Linked DNA regions of Homo sapiens: region 1 is linked to region 2. The links are chromatin loops, found by intact Hi-C in ENCODE. Cell type or tissue: IMR-90. All regions are shown on one strand. Links, peaks and the distances in the headings refer to the core of each region. The heading gives the core; the rest is flanking DNA.

Evidence for each region. Hi-C counts contacts between places; a loop is a spot of excess contacts. Peaks named below come from ENCODE experiments on the same cell type or tissue, not always from the same donor. Only the 100,000 strongest peaks of a DNase experiment are listed, where the experiment ranks them.
Region 1: a loop joins it to region 2, with 12 times the contacts of the local background. A loop is called at or near these places in 1 of 110 quality-filtered maps.

Annotation. Positions count from the first base shown.
Region 1 is chr15:81,641,122-81,644,050 of GRCh38, reverse strand. It overlaps LOC102723985 (a long non-coding RNA gene), which reads left to right. Exons shown (of 3, transcript XR_007064738.1): 2 at 1-2,042. Among named protein-coding and RNA genes, the nearest start is that of TMC3, 270 kb to the right of the region's middle. In IMR-90, for the core only: no CTCF peak of the experiment used is centred there; a DNase peak (open chromatin) is centred at 1,450; H3K27ac peaks cover 1,726 bases.
Region 2 is chr15:81,938,418-81,941,346 of GRCh38, reverse strand. The region is part of intron 3 of LINC01418 (long intergenic non-protein coding RNA 1418); the gene reads left to right. Among named protein-coding and RNA genes, the nearest start is that of LINC01418, 27 kb to the left of the region's middle. In IMR-90, for the core only: a CTCF peak has its summit at 1,556 (motif pointing right); DNase peaks (open chromatin) are centred at 766 and 1,536; H3K27ac peaks cover 600 bases.

The DNA of each region.
Region 1 (2,929 bases), core at 229-2,728, 300 kb after region 2:
TAACTCTTGCCTCTCTCTAATTCAGAGATGTTGGTGAAATACTCCTCTGCTCCGTTTACTCTGCATCACTTTCTAGGAAAGAAAAGTGATGAGTCAGCTCTTGACACTGTGCCTTCAGTGTGATCCCCCTACATTCTAGAAAACAGCAATGCCTCAAAGCTGATTCTCAACGCTGCTACAGGCTTTTTCTCTATTTGGGGTTTCTATTGATTCTTTCCGTCATTATCTTTCCTAAAAGGGCAGCGTATAAAGGGGAATAGTTGCACAAAGGGGTATTTTAAGAATAATTCGCCTTTAGGTGTGTGCTTCCAGAAGACACTGGTGGAGAAACTACTTCTGTGGGAGAAAAAGTACAGTGGCCTCTAGGGTGAGAACTCAAGGTGTCAGCAGCACCTACATAAAGCAAGACACCAGCCATGTGCCACCACACTGCCACCAGGAGACAGGTCCTGCTTGTGTTGATCCCTGGTGACATGACCAGAACCAAAACAAACGAACAAACAAACAAACAAACAACCTTAAAGTAGGTAAAGATCTTGAAGGTGGCAAAATGATGCCAATCCAAGAAGAAACCAATTCCTAATGTGAAATGGATACACTGACCCTGCCAACCAAGGGCATTGTCTTTCCCAGTTTGAACAAAACCACAATCCATTAACTCCAGTATTGATGATTTTCTTCTATTCTAGGCCCTGAGCTCTTTTTGGGTCAACTGCAGCTGCAACTCTAGAGCGACAATAAGGATGTGTTTGAGGTGCTGAGGGAGGAGGAGGATGGAGTGAGAAGGTGACAACATTCAGCCAGGTGCCCCCAAAACATGGAGGCAAGAGAAAGAGAATTTGTCCAAGTGCAAGGTCTGCAGGCAGTGCAGGGCAGCTACCAGCAGGGCCCATTTTTATGGGATTGTGAAAGGTGATTCTGGAAAGGCAGGCAGCAGCTACAACATGAAAGATCTTTGGACTGTGTCTGTATATGATAAGAAGTCAAAGAAGTATCTTTAAAACAAGAGGAGCAAAGAGAGCTCATCCTGGTAACAGATGGAGGGTTAGGCTTGCCTAAGTTTACAGAAGTAGGTAATGACAGGGCTAAGAGAGAACTCAGCTCATTTTAATTCCATATTGCTTATCTTTCTCTTGTGCTTTGCAGTGTGTGTGTGTATGTGTGTGTGTGCGTGTGTGTAGGGAGGAGGGGTGAGATTGGCAAAAGTTGAGCCAGATTATACTGATTAATTAGTTCAACACCCATTTTGCTGAGAGCATACCGTGCCCACAGTGCTGAGTTGAGCAAACTTAAGAGGTGATATGAAAGGAGCAAAAGTGCTTAAAAATCTGGGAAAGGGTATCCATCCCTGGTGCATTGGTTTTGATTATTCCTCAGCTATATAAACATCCAAAGAGATGACCTCATATATTCCACAGGCATGACCGAAGATTATGGCACAGATGTTCTGAAATAAACAATGTTAGTGCAAGCACATAGCTGCACAGTCCTGTAATGGTCCCGAGAAGAGCTTAGACCATTTTTTTAAAAAACATAAACCACAAGTTAAGGCTAAATCAGAAAGAAAATAGAAACCTTTCTTCATCTGCTCTGTTCTTGGTTTCATGTTTTATAGATGGCCTGGGAAGCCCTCTGCACGCCTTTCTCAACTAAGGAATTTGTGGAAGTAGAATTTCTTCTGTTGACAGAATTCTGCTGAGAACTGAATTTTCTGCTGTTTTCATTACTCTTTTCTAAATGTTTCACAGTTCTGTTTTTTTTACAGCCAGATTTCCATTTGATACTGGTTGTGGTTACACTAAAAGTAACATCTATGGCCAAATGGCTGGAAATTTTACATTTTTGACACCGAGATTTTTCCTGTACTTCACGGAGGGCAAGGGTTATACCCTATTTTTTCCCAGTCTCCCACAGTGCCCAACCCAGACGACCGTACATAATAAGCGCTTTATTCTCAGCACTGCTGTATGCCTCATTGGAACAGGATGCCCAAGGTGATGGCTGCAGAAATGGATGGATTGGAGCGTGACTTGCCAAGACAGGTACGACCCCAGCCTGGACTTGTTTCATTCCGAAATAAAATCAGGAAGGGAGTCTCAGTTCTGACTAATAACATTCTGTCATTCAGGCTAGTGGGGACTCAGAATCATATTTAAATTATTTAGATAAAAAATTGAACTTGAGAGCAAATTCATACCTCTAAAAGTTAAGAATGTAGTTGCTACTGTGACCTGCTGGTATAAGCTGAGATCAGCATAACCTTCTCACTAGTTGAGACGTTAGTTCATAAAAAGCTTTATTCACGCAAGGAAAATGTTCTTAAAAATATTTAATGTAATTCACATAATTCATAAGGAACTACAATTACAAAATCTTTTTATTAGTTATTTTATATTCTGCAAAGGTACAATTTTGGACTATTATAATACTTTCCCAGAACTGCCTCGGGGGAAATATTTTTATTACCTAGCAAAGAAACCTGATTTTAGACCAGGGTAGTTCTACAGAACATTTTAATGTAACTATTTTTCAATAGCTACATAAAATTATATTCATTTATATCATAACAAAGGTATACAAAGACCATAAAAATAGAAGTACAGATTCCAAATAGTTTACTATTAAAATTATGCAGATGTCACTCAATCTCAATTAACTATGATCTCAGTCTCCTTGTCACAGGGGCATGATCAACCACGTTACAGTGATAAAGAAAGTGGAACTCAGGGACGTTAAATTACTTGCCCAAGGAAACATGTACTAGGTGGAAAAATCTAGATAAAAATCTGTGATTGAAAACCTGTAACTCATCAAAAATTGAAGTACAAAAAACTTATATTCACAAATGAGAAGGAAACTGAGATATTTATTAAAAAATATATTCTTCTCTCCACTATCTCTCTTTCCTTCCCCAAGTACCCCAAACCCA
Region 2 (2,929 bases), core at 299-2,798:
TCTACTTAAAGTTAGCTATTGAAATAATAAAGGGAAAAAAACCCCAAACTTCCCAGTCACTAACAGTCTGTCAAAATTGTGCACTCTGAAATGGACATCACAGGATTGGAATTTGCTAGGATGTATATGCCAAATGTATTATAGGTATGTGGCAGTTTAGAAAAACTTCAAGAAATTTACATGACTCAGAATGCTACTTCTTGTGTTTGCGTCAGACAACATGCCTTTTTTTTTTAAAAAAAACATAGGCATGTTAGAGAGTGCATGCTTCATCATTTAAATGCCAGACTAGTTTCATGCATTATTCTTTAAAGTTGCTAATCCTGTAGATTTCCCATTAGCAGATTTACATAAGTGCACCTCTCCTGAATGAATATGTTAGCTCATGTTGCATTATAAAGCCCCTTTATCTGACAGTTGCACCTGTCATGGGGTATCCTCAATTTACTTAGTTGAAGATATTTTTCTGAGGTCATTTGTTTTTCTTTCTAGGGTTAAAGGTTCTGCACAATTTTTCCTTTTCCTTCACATCTGCAAAGGTTCTTAGAATGCCTACAAATGAACACTACATGCTCTGTTTTAAAGTCTTAGGTGATTTCTCCCCTGGGGCATATACATTTACTTCTTAAGGTCTTGTAATTCACTTGAAAATGCACATTTACTCACACCAATAAAATTTTCTTCCAGCTATATATTTTCCTGCATTACATCATCTCATTAAGCACCAGAATCACCCAGGCTTGGATTTCCCCCAAAGATTGTGGGAAATTTGTGACTGGCTCCATGAAATGAGCTCTTATTCTGTGATGGTCTAAAAATAGTTGCACCAAACCACAAAAACATATTGCCAGTGGCTTAGATTAATGCCTTTCTTCTGTGATCAGGAGCTATTAGGTGATGGTGTGGGAAGGAGGCTCAGAGATCACCTGGGCAAGATTTTTAATTTACAGATAAGAAAATTGAGTCTCTGACAAGTGAAGTGAATTGCTTATGGTCCACAGTGAGTTCTTGTCACCTCCAGCACTGGAACTCACATTTCTGGATTCCCTACTTTGAAGAAAAAATATCCAACTTGGATGCTTGGAAGATAGGAGAGCAAGAGGGTTGAAATCCTGCAGATCTGGATTAAAATTCCAACTTGATCACTTAGCTATGTTGACCTTGGGAAACTTCAACATATCTATGTCTATTCATCTCTAAAATGGGTATAATAGTAGTAGACTCCTTAGAGAATTGTTATGACAACTAAATGACATAATCCATGCAAAGGTATTAATGCAATGTCTGACATGTAGTAACTGCTCAATGATTGGCAGGTAATCATTTTAACTATTTTTATATATAAAAAGAATAGGATAAAGACAAAATGTTTACATTACTCAGATGAAGCTATCTGAGTAAGAAGTGATTGCTTTCCATAAGTAGAAACAAATATTGGGTGGGTGTGGGGAAATCTAACGAAAGTTTTTGTTGTCATCATGCTATTTTAAGTTGACTGTACACGCTTGAAGTTGAGTCACGCTCACAATAATTTATCCTGCAATTAGGGAAGGGTGCCACTAGGTGGCAGTAGTTTCTTAGTCATGGTTGTATAATTTTGGTCACCAAAAGGATGATAAAAGGAGACGTAATTGGAACATGTTTCAATTCATACACATTTTAAAGTCGACCTCATCACCACTACATACTCACATTTATTAAAATACTGTAATTGACAGGCCTTTGAAGTCAGATATACTTGAGTTTGAAATCCTTCCACTTTTTAGATCAATGTGGGCAAGTACTTGTATAAACACTACCCAGATTAATAAATAAAATATTACCAACACCCCAGATGCCTTTTCCACTATTAATGGACATTTGGATCATTCCCAATTTTGGCTATTAAAATAATGATACTAGGAATATTCTTATAATGTATTTTGGTGTATATATGTATGCGATTTCTTTGGATATGTGTATAGGAATAGAACTGATGGGTCATAGGGTAGGCATACCTGTAGCTTTAGTACATACTGGCATAGTTTTCTGAAGTGGCTGTATCACTTTCTACTTCTACCAGGTGTCTATGAAAGTTCCATTTGCCCAACATCTTTGTCTGTAAGTGGTATTGTTACATGAAATTTTTAAACATGATCTAGCAGATGTATAGAGATGTCTCATTGTGTTCTTAACATGTATTTCTCTGATGACTAATAATGTAGAGAAACTTTTCATGGATTTTGGCCATTTGGATATGCTCTTTTGTGAAGTTCCTGTTCAAGACCGTTGCCTAGGGTTGAACATGTTGTCTCTCATTTTAAAGATTGATAGGTAGGAGTTCTTTATACGTGCTGCATGAAAATCCTCTTCTCCCACTCAGTCGCTTGCCTTTCACTCTCTTAATGGTGTCTTGATAAATAGACAGTCTTCATTTAATGAAGCTCAATTTGCCAATCTTTTCCTTTATGTTTGTGTGTGTGTGTGTGTGTGTGTGTTTTAAAAGAAACATTGGCCTACGCCAAGGTTATGAAGATCAGTCGCTGAGGCTGGGGATAGCCTGGCACTAATTGGCTTAGGCCAATTACCTGGTTAACCCCTGTGGTAGGGAGATGGGATGACCCTGATTGGATTAGACCAATCAGGATTCACCTGGGGCACTAGTGTTAGGTCAATGTTCCTCAAAGCACAAGGGCTCTGTGAGGGAGCTGGAGGATTTGAACAAAAATTGGGTGCCGTTAAGATGGGAGAGAGGTGAGTGGATGCTGAGTGGCTCACCACCAAAGCACCTCGCAATTCTATGCACCAAGTAGATTGGAGTCCAGAGGAAAGGAAAATGAATGACCTTCAAGTGTTTCCCCAAAGAACACTCCAGAAGTTAGTATACAAACCGATTTTAAATGTTATTAAATTTCTTACTTATTCACCCCTTGCCTTCTTTTTTACCATC